Regions from separate parts of the Homo sapiens genome. Here region 1 is linked to region 2. The links are chromatin loops, found by intact Hi-C in ENCODE. Cell type or tissue: endothelial cell of umbilical vein. All regions are shown on one strand. Each heading gives the region's core, and the rest is flanking DNA. Links, peaks and the distances in the headings are about the cores only.

Evidence for each region. A loop is a pair of places that touch in the nucleus more often than their neighbours do. Peaks named below come from ENCODE experiments on the same cell type or tissue, not always from the same donor. Only the 100,000 strongest peaks of a DNase experiment are listed, where the experiment ranks them.
Region 1: a loop joins it to region 2, with 2.4 times the contacts of the local background. A loop is called at or near these places in 4 of 110 quality-filtered maps.

Annotation. Positions count from the first base shown.
Region 1 is chr7:79,616,322-79,623,663 of GRCh38, reverse strand. No RefSeq gene overlaps it. Among named protein-coding and RNA genes, the nearest start is that of MAGI2, 170 kb to the right of the region's middle. In endothelial cell of umbilical vein, for the core only: no CTCF peak of the experiment used is centred there; a DNase peak (open chromatin) is centred at 3,193; H3K27ac peaks cover 659 bases.
Region 2 is chr7:79,293,752-79,301,093 of GRCh38, reverse strand. All of the region lies in intron 1 of MAGI2 (membrane associated guanylate kinase, WW and PDZ domain containing 2), which reads left to right. Among named protein-coding and RNA genes, the nearest start is that of MAGI2-AS3, 160 kb to the left of the region's middle. In endothelial cell of umbilical vein, for the core only: a CTCF peak has its summit at 2,741; a DNase peak (open chromatin) is centred at 2,733.

The DNA of each region.
Region 1 (7,342 bases), core at 1,280-6,279, 320 kb before region 2:
ATAAGGGTGGCTCAGCATTGTGGAAATAGTGTCTACATCTGGGTTTGCCATTTAATTTAACTTCGTCACCTAAACTGTGAGCCTCGGTTTTGCAATAGTTAAATGAAAGTAATTATACTGATGATAAAATGAAACAATGTATATGGGACTCAATAACTAGTATTTAGTGTCTTTGTGAACCATCTAGAATTTGTTTATTTGTGACCTGTAAATAGAATCCATATTTTTTCTTGGGGCCAGTGTCAGCATACTGTCACACAAAAATAAATAAAACAACAACTGCTACGCAAACCTCACAAAAGTACTGATGAGAGGGATCTCTTCTGAAGGATTGCTGTCAATACTAAAGAGCGGTTTAAAAGAACATAGCATGCAGTCTACTGAAACACATTTTAAATGCTTCTATCCTAAGTTCTATTACTCATGCCAGCAGTTCAACTCTCCCCCTCTATAAATCTAGTGGTCCTGTGCCCTTTCCCGCAAGGATCACCTGCACCACTTCCTATTTGGAGACGCTTGGATTCTCTCTGTTCTCTCATTTGTTCATATTTCCCAAAGGCCATTTTCCACCTTACCAAGGGTACCAGCAGCCAATATACATAAAGTTTTTAGAAGGCAATGAACAAAAGAAAACTTGCCAGACACAAGCACTTTATTTCCTTCCCATTATGACTAATTACCAACTTGTATTACAACTCTGATGCAAAAAAGTAAATATGACTCAGAGTACCTGTCAATTTTTATTTACAACATGAAACTATGCTCACTCATGTTAATTTATAGTTCATTGATTACACAGTGCAAGAAGACTGAAGCAAGAGCAGTGTGGGGTGAGAAGGCAAGAGAGTGTCAGCAAACTGAGACCATAATTCTGAGTGAATTGAGCCTAATTTGCTGGATAAATGTCAACAAATTTCTGAGAAACTCCCAAGGCTGCGTATTACCTTAGGTACAGCAAAGTTTGGTTTGGTTTAAAAAAATCTTTTCAGCCATACCTCCCTACCTGTGTGTCTTATTCAAACTCAAGATAGCCTTGGCTATGCTCTGGAACTTCTTCATGACTTAATTATCAGCAACTGTCATTCTGTGCCTTCCATTGCTAAGTCTTTCCTTCTTATTCAGAATAGTGACACAGAAGAAAGTAGCATAAAAACTCTTTCCTCTACTAAATGCATCAGACTTGTCCAACTCTATATTGATTTCCACATTTTTCCTTATTTGGTTATAATTCTAATATTGAGACCCTTGGTTTCTCTTTATTCTGTTGGTTCTACCTCTCCACTGATGACACTTGCTCAGCTCATCCACAGGCCCAGTAGACAAACAGCACGAACTACACTCCTCAGAAGAAAAGGGGCCAGACATGGTGGTTTCATGTCTGTAATGCCAGCACATTGGGAGGCTGAGATGGGAGGATCACTTGAAATCTAGGGTTTCAGGACAGCCTGAAAGGCTGAAGAAAAAGCTGTAGAAAAGCTGAAGGAAAAAAAAAATATATATATATATATATATATTTTATACATATAAAATGTTGTGTACGTGTATATATATAACATGTTGTATAGAGTATGTGTATGTATATATAGTGTATGTGTGTGCCTGATTATATATATATATAAAATTAGCTGAATATGGTAGCGTGTATCTGTAGTCCCAGCTACTCAGGAGGCTGAGGCAGGAGTATCTCTTGAGCCCAGGAGTTTGAGGTGCCAGTGAACCATGATCCTGCCACTGCATTCCAGCCTGGGTGACAAAGGGAGATCTTGTCTCAAAAAAAAAAAAAAAAGAGAGAGAGAAAGAGAAAAGGGAAAGGATTAGAGATTGCGCTAGCCACGAGTTTCCTCATTGAGGAATTCCCATTTGTGGCTGTGCACCAAAATCACCAAGGAAACTTGAAAAGTTTTGGTTCTGTAACTCCAGAGTTACTGCCTTGAAAAACTATTACAAAAAAGGAACATTTGCTTTTACAGGGTTGAGATCTACTGCTTTAAGAATGGTTGGGTGACTAACAGGTTTTAGAATACTTTAGGATAGGGAAATTCTATTAAGAGAACCAAAAATGAACTCATCAAAATTAATAGAATAGAAATTGATACGTTTTTCTAATACTCCCAAAGAAGTGTGTTCAATGCAATACTAATTAATCAAGTGTTTAATACACTGCTCTTTTCTTATTTATATCAGTGAAATTGTCTTGTGACAGTTGTTACTTATTTTCTTATGTCTTATTTTGTAGTTCCTGGAGAAAGGATGAGAATAAAGTTATCTCTTGGGTAACTTTAAAAAAAATTTTCTTATTTGAACTTGTTCTAATAGATCTAATTTTCTAATTGATTGCTTCTCCATAAACCCTGAAAGTCCAAAATTCAAGCCAGTAGAAGCCAGAATGTTTGAAATTCAGATTAGTACTTTATTTCATTTCTTTTTTTCTGTAGAAAGTGTCCTTCCATCCCCGCTAGTATCATAATTCAAGTAAACTTTGATATACGTTTCAACATCCACTATTTATTCCTGTCTATAAAAAGTTTCAGCAATATGCTATGCTCTGTAGCCAAAGTTAAAAACAGTTATGCCAACTGGCTTAATTTATTAAATACTACTCAAAAAAGGAAAAACTTAATAAATTCCATTTACCCTACGTGTAATTGAAAGTTTTGTGAAGTGTTGAGAGTGTCATTCACTTTCATGGCTTGATGGTAGTCAAACGCTTTGTATAAGATAACAACATTGAAAAAAAAATGTTTTACTGCTTCACTGCTTAACCCAAGTTGATATACATATAATTAATTTCCTCTAAGAGAAACAGTTGTTTTTGTTTTTGTTTTCACAACAACTCACAAATAGATTTCATACCTATGGCTTTTGGACCAATTGAACACCAGGCCTATTTTAATTTTATTGTGTATCTTGTCTTTTCTTCAGCAGATCTTCACAATACCTGAGGTTTGAGTGAGTACCTTGAAGCTGATGACTCCAAATATATACTATATGCTCACATTTCTGTCTTAAACTACAAACTAGTGTGTTTATTAGGTGTATATTTCTGTTCTCACACTGCTATAAAGAACTACCTGAGACTGGGTATTTTATGGAGAAAAGCTTTAACTGACTCACAGTTCCACAGGTTATACAGGAAGCATAGCTGGGAGGCCTCAGGAAACTCACAATCATGGGAAAAGGCAAGGGAGAAGTAAGCACGTGTTACCATGGCAAAGCAGGAAAAAAAAGGGCAAAGAGGGAAGTGCTACACACTTTTAAACAATCAGATCTCATGAGAACTCATTCACTCTCACCAGAACAGCAAGGTGGAATTCTGCCCCCAAGATCCAATCACATCCCACCAGGTCCTTCCCCCAACATTGGGAATTACAATTCAACAGGAGACTTGGGTGGGGAAAAAGAGCTAAACCATATCACTAGGTAATCTACCTGTATATTAAAAATTCAAAATAAAAAAATAAATAAAAATTAGCCTACATTATTCCCTCAACCTTAGCTCCCATCTCCATTTCATAGCAAAGCCGTCACTTTTTCCTAAAGTAAAAACCAAAAAAGAAAAGGAACTTCCATCCCGCTCTCTTTACCTCTATCTTTGCTGTTAATCTTTTACCAAGTACCTCAAATCTTCCTTGAACTACTGAAATAATTTTTTACTAGGCCCTGTGTTGTCTCATTTATCTTTTTCTAACACCCATATCTGATTATATCACTGTCATTGATATTTCTTCAGTGACTCCCACTGTTAAACAAAGGATAAAACTAATAATCCAAACAATTTAGCTTTATTGTGAGTGTGGCTCCTTAGATTTTTGCCTACTGATGCAATATCACCATGTATCAAGCTCCCCACATTGGAAATTCCAGCAATGCTAACTTACTCAATGTTAACCTCAAGACTCTGGGGTCTCTCCTACCTTCATGCCTTATATCTTAGTTCCCTTGATGCTTTATTAAAACCACTCTTCATTCTTCATGAAAAGCAGCACAAACTGACTCTGTCTAGGTGATTCAAGCAGAAAGAGAATGTTTTGAAAACATATCTAAGGCCACAGAATATCACTGAGAAGTCCTAATAAACAAATTCTTCTCTCTCCCAAAAAATAGTAGAAACAAAAGGAGGTAAGGTCAGAGATTGCAACCCAGCTGTTACCTTCACTGGACCAAGGATGGTACCACTGGTACTGCTATTCCTAGAGACTGGATGTTGGAGGCACTGCTACTGCTACTGCCACTGCCACGCCCAGGTGGGAGGGTCTAATAGCCACCCCTAGCGGTCTGGCTCACGCTCTATTTCCCAGAGAGATTAGGAAAGTGAGTCTCCCTGGCATTATTTACTCCTGTCTCAAACAGTAGACAATTACCAAAATATACAAAACATTCTGATGCTAAATAGCAAAACAAAGAAAAAAGCACATTGTGTCTGTTTTCTACTGCTGCTGTAACAAAGCACCACAGACTTTGTGGCTTAAAACAACACAAATGTGTAAATCCCAGCACTTTGGGAGGCTGAGGTGGGTGGATCACGAGGTCAGGAGTTTGAGACCAGCCTGGCCAAGATGGTGAAACCCCATCTCTACCAAAAAAAAAAAAAAAAAAAAAAAAAAATTTCCCAGGCGTGGTGGTGGGTGTCTGTAACCCCAGCTACTCGGGAGGCTAAGGCAGGAGAATCGTGAACCCAGGAAGCAGAGGTTGCAGTGAGCTGAGATCTCGCTACTGCACTCTAGCCTGGGCAACAAGGGTGAAGCTCTGTCCCCGCCTCACCACCCCCCACCCCCAAAAAAAGTGCCACTGCACTCTAGTCTGACAACAGGGCAAGAGTCCATCTCAAAAACAAACAAATAAACAAAATGAACACAAACTTATTACCCTATAATTCCTGGAAATAAGTAGTTCAAAATGAGTCTTACTGGGCAAAATCAAAATATCTTACTTTGGGGCCTTCTGTGTTCCTTCTGGAGACTCTAGGAAAGAGTATGTTTCCTTGCCTTCCCCAGCTTCTAGAAATTTCCTGTATTCCTTGGTTGCTGGCCCCGCATGAATCAGACTTCTGATTTTGTCATGATATCTCCTTCTCTGACCCTGGTTCCCTCTTCCACTTCTAAGGACAAATAATCTAGGGCAGTCTTTTCAAGACTTTTAACTTGATCACATCTTCAGAGTTCTTTTTATTATGTAGGGTAACATATTCACAGGTGTTAGATATTAGGATGTGGACTTTTTGGGGTGGTCATTAATCTGCCTACAACAAGCAAAAACTAAAAGAAACAGGATTCCTCTTCCATGAAGCCTTTCTGAATTCCCACAGACAAACAAGGGCATCTTCCTTGTAGGCTCATAGAGTTATTTTGTTACATTTCTATTGGTGCAGGTACTGATTTCCCAGTTTAGTCTACTAGACACAGAGATAAAGATATGTGTGCCATCTTTATCTCTATTTTTCAGTGATAATTACATATTTGATACCTAGTAGCTATTAAGAAATAATGGCTGATTGAAAAAGTACTAACCACAATTAAGATTAAAATTATAGTATTCTTAAATTGAGACCTTTTTTTTGTATCCTGATTGAAATGTGTTTATCTATATTTGGTTTCAAGAGATTGTTGTATCATGGCAAAAAGAGAAAAGTGAATTAATCAGCTCCAAAGTCCTGAAATTCCATTTTCAAGACCGACAAATGTTAATATTAAATAACACATTCCCCTTCCTTCAGCGTTAGCTGAGGATTTTTTCTCATCTATTTTTCCCTATAGCTTCCCAAAATTTTACTGTATATTATAATAAAATATCATGTAAAACAATCTAACTTTACATATTTGGAAAATAAAGCATAGTTTGCAAACTAATAGGCATGATAAGAAACCATAAATCTGTCATTGTGGAAAACAATATGAGTTTTCTTATAACTTCATTTATTTATAAATACCACATGCCAAAAAAATTCATCATGATATTAAGCTATAGTGTTAACAAATGACAACTAGTTTTCAAAAGGTACTTTTGGGATTCCCCCCCCATTGCAGAAAAATTTCTCAGTTGTATATTACTGAAAGCAAGGAAAAATAAACACAATACCTCTGCCAATTTTTCTAGGTAAGACTAATTTTGTTCAGGTAGGTAAAGAATATTGATATTAATATTAGTATATTTATTAACAAATATCTGAATATTTGACATATAGTTTTCTGTGAGAAAATGACAATTTTTCAATGAAATATTTACTGGGTTGCTAGCATGTTTCACAGACTGCAGAATGATTGAGGGGAATGGCAAACACTTGATCAGTGCTATGAAAAGCACTAGGAGCTTGGATAATTTACCACTAACCGAAAATGATTTTCTGTGTATGTAACTCATCAGCAGCATCATTTGGAAATAGGAGGCAATAACAGCTGTAAAGCTAGGGGCCTACTGTCATATGCGAAGATGGGATTAGATTTTCTAGCTTAGGTTTGCTCACCATTTTATTGCTTTGACAGCCATAAAATGAAGTACCACCATTCTCATTAGGTGTATTTAGGAAAAAACAACAGAGTCACAACATGAAACAAATGGAGGCTTTTGTAAAAAACTCAGCTCCTCGTCAGTTAGTGCAAACAATCCATAAACTACAATCTACGGACCTACAATGGCATGGTAGGTCAGCAAATAAGGATTGTGCCTGTACAAATGTAAACTTACAACAAAGTTGTAACCACCCAATAGGTTCACCTTGCCTGCTGCCTAGATGGAGACAATTTATCAAGACAGCGGAATTTCGATGGATAAAGAGTAATGCATGCGGAACCAACTGTTCAGGAAACCACTGTTTTATTACCGGTCAAATTGTGTCCCGAGTTGGTTTCTTTCAAGGGTTCTTGGTTTCACTGACTTCAAGAATGAAGCCGCAGACCTTCACGGTGAGTGTTACAACTCTTAAAGATGGTGTGTCTGGAGTTTCTTCCTTCCAGTGGGTTTGTGGTCTCGCTGACTTCAGGAGTGAAGCCGCAGACCTTCGCAGTGAGTGTTACAGCTCTTAAAGGTAGTGCAGACCCAAAGCGTGAGCACCAGCAAGATTTGCGAAGAGCAAAACAACAAAGCTTCCGCACCCGGAATGGGGACTCCAGCAGGTTGCGTCTGCTGGCTCTGGTTGCCAGTTTTTATTCCCTTATTTAGCCCTGCCCACATCCTGCTGATTGGTCCATTTTACAGAGTGCTGATTGGACCATTTTACAAAGTGCTGATTGGTGCATTTTTACAGAGAGCTGATTGGTGTGTTTACAATCCTTTAGCTAGATACAGAGCGCTGATTGGTGCATTTACAATCCTTTAACTAGACACAAAAGTTCTCCAAGTCTCCACC
Region 2 (7,342 bases), core at 695-5,694:
CACCCCTGCAGATGGCTTCTGTTGGGCACCCAGGCTTTTCCATACATCCTCTGAATTCTAGATGGAGGCTCCCAAGCCTCAAGTCTTGCACTCTGTGCACTCGCAGGCTTGACACCATATGGAAGCCACCAAGGCTTATGGCTTGCACCCTCTGGAGCTGCAGCCTGAGCTGTACCTGGACCCCCTTGAGCTAAGGCTAAAGCCAGAGCAGCCAGGATGTGAGAGCAGTATCTCCAGGCTGCACAGAGCAGCAGGGCCCTGGCCCATGAAACATTCTTTCCCCTAGGCCTCAGGCCTGTGATGTGATGGGCTGCCACAAAGGTCTCTGAAATGCCTTCAGGGCCTTTTTCCCATTGCCTTGGCTATCAACACTTGGCTCCTTTTGAATTATGCACATCTCTCTAGCAAGTAATTGCTCCACAGTCTGCTTGAATTCTTCTCCTGAAAAGGCTTTTACTTTTTCTGATACATGACCAGGCTGCAAATTTTCCCAATTTTTATGCTCTGCTATCCTTTTAAATATAAATTTCAAATTTAAGTCATTTCTTTGCTCCCACATCTGAGCATAGGTTTTTAGGAGCAGCCAGGTCACAACTTGAAAGCTTTGCTGCTTAAAAATATCTTCTACCAGATACCCTAAATCATCACTTTGAAGTTCAATACTTTCATATATCACTAAGTCATGAACAAAATGCAGCCAAGCTCTTTGCTAAGGCATCACATGTGTGACCTGTGCTCCAGTTTCCAATAAGATTTCTCATTTCAATCTGAGACCTCAGCAATCCAGACTTCACTGTCCATATCACTATCAGCATTTTGGTCACAACCATTTTACCAGTTTCCAAGAAATATCAAACTTTCTCTCATCATCTTGTCTTCCTCTGAGCCCTCCAAACTCTTCTAACCTCTGCCCATTACGCAGTTCCAAAGTCACATCCACATTTTCAGGTAACTTTATAGTAATGCCTCACTTCTCAGTACTGATTTTATGTATCAGGTTGTTCTTACACTGCTCTAAAAAAAATACCTGACACTGGGTAATTTATTTAAAAAGAGGCTTAATTGGCTCATGCTTCTGCAGGCTATATAGGAAGCATAGTGACAGCTGCCTCTAGGGGGGTCTCAGGAAGCTTCCAGTCATTGTGGAAGGCAAGGGGGAGCAGGTACTTCACATAGTGAAAGCAGAAACAAGAGAGAAAGAGTGAGGGGAGTAGATGTCACATACTTTTAAATGACCAGATTTTGTGACAGATCACTCCTTATAGCAAGCACAGCACCAAGCCATGAGGATCTGCTCCCATGATCCAAACACCTCCCACTAGGCCCCTCCTCTAGCATTGGGGATTACAATTCAATATGAGATTTGGGTGGGAACAAATATCCAAATGATATCACTGATCAATTATCGTTTTTTGTGTTTTTTTAGTGAATCTTTTTGAACCTATTTTGCCAACCGATTTGAAATATATAATTTTATATTACCATTTCAAGAAAGGAATGCCTTGGACAATAAAGATATCTTTTTTTTTTTTTTTTTTTGAGATGGAGTCTTGCTCTGTCTCCAGGCTGGAGTGCAGTGGCGCAATCTTGGCTCACTGCAACCTCTACCTCCCAGGTTCAAGCGATTCTCCTGCCTCAGCCTCCCGAAAGATATCTTTTTACATGGCTTATGCCTCTTCAAAATCTACTCCCAACTTACATTTCCAGGCCATCTCCTGACCATAAACAACTCAGAACTCAAGATTTTCACAACACTCTATGTCACCCCCTGCCTATCCATTTCCAGTTACATCATCTTCTTTTACCTAAATACCATTTATTCTCATTCCCATTTCTCTGCCCGGAAAATTTCTACTTAATCTTAAAAACCCACATCAAATATTCTTATATAAGGTCTTCCAACATCATCCTAAAGAATTACTTCCACTCCCCACCATGCTCACAATTCTGAGCATGCATCTATTATAAAACCCATCACATTGCCTTATTACTTATAGCAGAGAAATTACTTTTCTCTGCTTCAGTTTTTTAAAATTAAAACGTTATGTGGCATGAGCATCAAAACTGCCTAGTTTGCTAGGGCTGCCATGACAAAATACCATGGGGTGGCTTATACAACAGAAATTTATTTTCTCACAATTTTGGAGATTAGAAGCCTGAGATTAAGGTATTAATAGGGTTGGTTTCTTCTGAGGCTTCTCTTCTTGGCGTGTAGATATCTGTCTTTTCCCTCTGTCTTCACACAGTTTTCCCTCTGCATGTATGTGTTTCCAAATTTTCTCTTCTTATATGTACACTAGTCCTGTAGAATTAGCTCATTCTAAATTCACTACCTCACTCTAACTTGATTACCTTTTTAAAGACCCTGTTCCAAATACGGTCACATTATAAGATACTGGGGGTTAGGACTTCAACATATGAATTTTGGGGGGACACAATTTAGCCCCAAGTAGAGACCATGCTTAAATTATCTAGCCCTAACTCTTAACTCAGTTTCTACCATATAATAGAAACAATAAATATTTGTTAATGAACGCTATATTAATGAAAAAAATTTACTATGTATGATATGGTATTTAAAAATGTTTTTCTTATAATAAATTATAAGAACACTGGCAGGTTTTTTTGTGTGTTACAAAACAGCCATAATATTGTTTTTCACTAGCTTGTTCCTAAAAGAACTTACTTAGCTCCCCAAGTTAGGAACTCTCATAGCAATTTTGTTATGCTGCCACCAAGTGACACTTGATGGAACTGTTTCCACTTGTTCTGCAGAATCTAAGCTTTTGCTGAAATTAAAGATGATGAATCTCTCTTAAAACCTCTCAAAGACCCAATTATGACATTTTTGCATTTTAAAAATAAATTGCCCTCATTAAAACAAAAATGTAATCAAATATTGAAGAAAAATTGACAGGTAATTATATACGGCAAATATTTTTAAACTAATAAGACAGTATTCATCGTTCTCTGATAAAATGTTGATGTGCTAGATATAAAAAACAAACCATAACTTATATTCAACTTTAATTTTGACCACAAACATATCATAAGTCCACTCAGGAAGATAACACAGGTTTTAGTCCTTGCTGATCTTACAAAGAGACAAAAAGGTATCAGCAGCTTTTCTAACAGAGAGAAATGGTTGTTTTCCCTTAAATTTTGACTAGGAATGTAGCAGGGAATATCTGTTGCAAATATTAACTTGCTCATTCCCACCTGACGAAAGTTAAGTCAAAGCTGTGCTGAGATAGTACTTCAAAACTGTCCTTTCCACTCATTTGCCCAGCCATTCATTTTGCCTCAGGCAATAAATATTGCTGCTCAAAGAGGTCTTCCCTGACCACCTATCTAAAAAATACCCGCACTAAACCCAGTTATTCTCTATCAATAATATCACAAAACTTATTTCTCTGGATTTATATTATTCAGTTAATTTTTACTTATTTACAATATGGGCTTCTCTTGTTAGAAGATAAGCTCTATAGACCTTTTGATTCGTGATTCTGTTCCCATCAACTAGAAGAGTACTGGGTAGACTGCAGGTTATTAATAAATATTAATAAAATGAATGAATAGTATCTGACTAATTAGAATAAATTAAAATTTAACTGAGGCTCTTAGTCAACTGCCTTCTCGATGATAGTTCTCACATGGGAAGAGCCTGTAAATGACTGTGTGAATTCTTCCAGCTCTTTACTAGGATGGAAATGCAAGGAGAAGGCACTGAGCTCAATGCTTAATCTATTTTATTTCATCTAAAACATGCAATCCCCATCTATCTTGCTCATCTTCCTCCTGGCATCTCTAGTATTTTAATATCATAGTTTATCAATTTGAAAAATTACATCTTTTACATTTTTACATTTCTAAAATTGGGATGCATCTTTCAATTAATGGGAAATTGCAAACACTGTAGGCCAGGTGGTGGTTGTGATGTATGAATTTGTCATTGCCTGCACATGTGCAAACTTGATTGCTCTTCCTGCTGGCATGACTGAATGACTCCGTTCTCTTGAGGTTTCAACTTAATGAAATACTTAAGGGTTATTTTTTGTTTTACTTTATTTATAACTGACACATAATTGTACATATTTATGGGGTATGGTGTGATATTTCAATACATGTATTACACTGTATAATGTCAAATCAGAGTAATTAGCACATCCATCACTTTAAATACATATTATTTCTTTGTAGTGATATCATTCAAAATCCTCTCTTCTACCTATGTTGAAATATACCATAAACTATTGTGAGTTATAGTCATTCTATTGTGAAGTAGAACACCAGAATGTCTTCTTTCCATCCAACTGTAACTTTATGCCCATTGCCCAACCTTCCTCATTCTCCCCTCTCCTCTATACTAACCAGCCTCTGACAACCACCATTCTACTCTCTACTATGAATCAACTTTTCAGGATTCCACATATCCTTTTCAGGATCCCACCACCTGGCCCACAGTGTTTGCAATTTCCCATTATGAGCTCATGTGGTATTTGTCTTTTTGTGCCTGGCTTATTTTACTTAACATAATGTCCTCCAGGTTCATCCATGTTGCCACAAATGATAGGATTTTGTTCTGTTTTATGACTGAGGAGTGTTATATTGTGTATATATACCACATTTTCTCTATCCATGCATGTGTAGTTGGACACTTCAGCTGATTATGTCCTTGGCTATTATGAATAGTGCCACAATAAATACGGGAGTGCAGAGATCTTTTCAACACAACTGATTTCATTTCTTTCAGATATATACCCAGTAGTGGGATTGACAGATCATATGGTAGTTCTATCTTCAAATTATATGAAAAGGGGATATGATTTCTGATATTGTAGTCTGAAAACTTTCTATTACAACTTTAGATAAGATTAAAGGACCAGCAATAGCATCACAGAATGGGTGGAAATGACTTGGAAGAAAATCTACAGAGACAAGAGTGGAGCACTCTTTTTAGAGATGCCACAATATCAATGCTCTTGTGGCACAAAGAACAATATTGTACTGAAACATGGATTTGAACAACTCTGAGTTAATGCACAATTAGGAAAGTTAAATCCTGAATGTGAAGATTTTTAGGAATAGTTTCACTTTTCTTGTTTTCTGTTTTCATTTTCACTAGAACAGCATATGACAAATCTATGTCTAAATAAGCCTAAAATAATATTTTGAATAAATATATAAGTAAAATTCAAAGTAATAAGACATAATTTGTCACAATTTAATTGGAAGTGTGTTTTCTTCTTGATCACGTTTAAAATTATGATATATCTAATAATTGAAGGCATCTTACTATCACCGAAATGTGGTATTGTCTACCAAGTACCAAGCACAATGCTAGTCACTGCGGATACAAGAGTGTGAAAAAAAAATTCCTGCTTTCGTAAAGCTAGCCTGGCTTCACTAGCTGCACTACTCTACCACCTCCCCTAGACCAGAGGTAAATGAAGTAGTGATATAAGCCATTGTTTGAAAGTGTCTGGACAGGCATACTAAATAATCCTGGGAAGAATAGGAAGTATATTAACCATTTTCCCTTGACTCGACCGTGCCTGAAGGAGCTTTTAAAGAGGTAATTGAAAAGCAATTATATATTTAGCAAATATAATATGCTATGGATATTGTTAATGGTTGTACCAAGAAAATCTCTAAGTTGTATTTATTATTTCTTCCATTGGATATACTGCAGGTGATAGCACTGATTATTTTATACTGAAGTCACTTTTTGTCTTGATTTTGTACTTAAGTACCATAATGTATTCTGCAATCTTTGTCTATTCCTTCACTATCTGAACTCTGGTCTTAAAATATATAACACTTCTTTGGGCATGAGGACATATAAAATTAGCTCTAAAGTTTGTAACTAATGGATTTCCAATTAAGCTTGTCATTTACCTTTTTTTTGTTTTATAATGTTTTAAATTTTAAAATTTTCTGAAAAACCTGGAATTGCTGTTAGATTCTATGGCAAAATAAAACTCCATCAAGAAAAGATATATTTATTCTCCAGAGAATTTCATTAATTTCAACCACTAAAAGAACTACCACAATATGGCCAGTTGCGGTGGCTCAAGCCTGTAATCCCAGCACTTTGGGAGGCCGAGGCGGGCAGATCACGAGGTCAGGAGATCGAGACCATCGTGGCTAACACGGTGAAACCCCGTCTCTACTAAAAAAAAAAAAAGTACAAAAATTTAGCCGGGAGTGGTGGCGGGCGCCTGTAGTCCCAGCTACTCAGAAGGCTGAGGCAGGAGAATGGCGTGAACCCGGGAGGCGGAGCTTGCAGTGAGCCGAGATTGCGCCCCTGCACTCCAGCCCGAGTAACAGAGTGAGATTCCGTCTCAGAAAAAAAAAAAAAAAAAAAAAAAAGCTACCAAAATATAATCTTATTGTACATAATGAAACATAGCACAATTAAATTAAATGCTGACTTGATCAGGTCGGGTTATCACCTAGTATGTTCAAAAAGAAAAAGAATAAACTCCTCAGCAAGATATCCTAGACTGTCTACCAAGTGACTTCACTGAGACAGCCAAGTAAAAAGGACTCTCTGGAGAATCTCTGACAGACAGGCCTGTGCACTGAGAGGATGGGGCGGACCCATGGAAAGTTTGTGCTGTTTGCATTGGGGAGGAGCCTGGCTTCCCCTGTTCCATACTGGTAACCTAAGGTTCAATCGGTGAGATGGGGGCCTGTTAATGGGAACCTCTCTAGCTTTGCTGAGTTTTTTTTTTCCTTTTCTGCCCAATAAATTCTATTTTTCGCACCCTTCTATGTGTCCGCAAGCCTAATCTTTTCTGGTCACGTGACAAGAAAATGGTTTTTAGCTGAATTGAGGAGAAAGGAGAAAGTCCTACAACATCACCATACATATTCTTCATTATTTTCTTTTTCCTTTTTTTTTTTTTTTTTTGAGACGGAGTCTCACTCTGTTGCCCGGGCTGGAATGCAATGGTGCAATCTTGGCTCACTGCACCCTTTGCCTCCTGTGTTCAAGCAACTCTTTTGCCTCAGCCTCCTGAGGGGATTACAGACTCACGCCAGCACACCTGGCTAATTTTTATATTTTAAGTAGAAAAGGGGTTTCACCATGTTCGCCAGGCTAGTCTCGAACTGCTGGCTTCAAGTGATTCACCCTCCTTGGCCTCCCAAAGTTCTGGGATTACAGGCAAGAGCCACCACGCCCAGCCTCTTTACAACTTTTGTATATGAAGTACTGTTTGAAGGCGTTGGTGGTTGTATGCACAGCAACCAACACTGTGCCTACAGCATAAAAGGCGCTTGAGCAAATGTTTATTTAATGACTAGGAGGCCTGAGAGGTCTCCCGGTGTAGGCTTT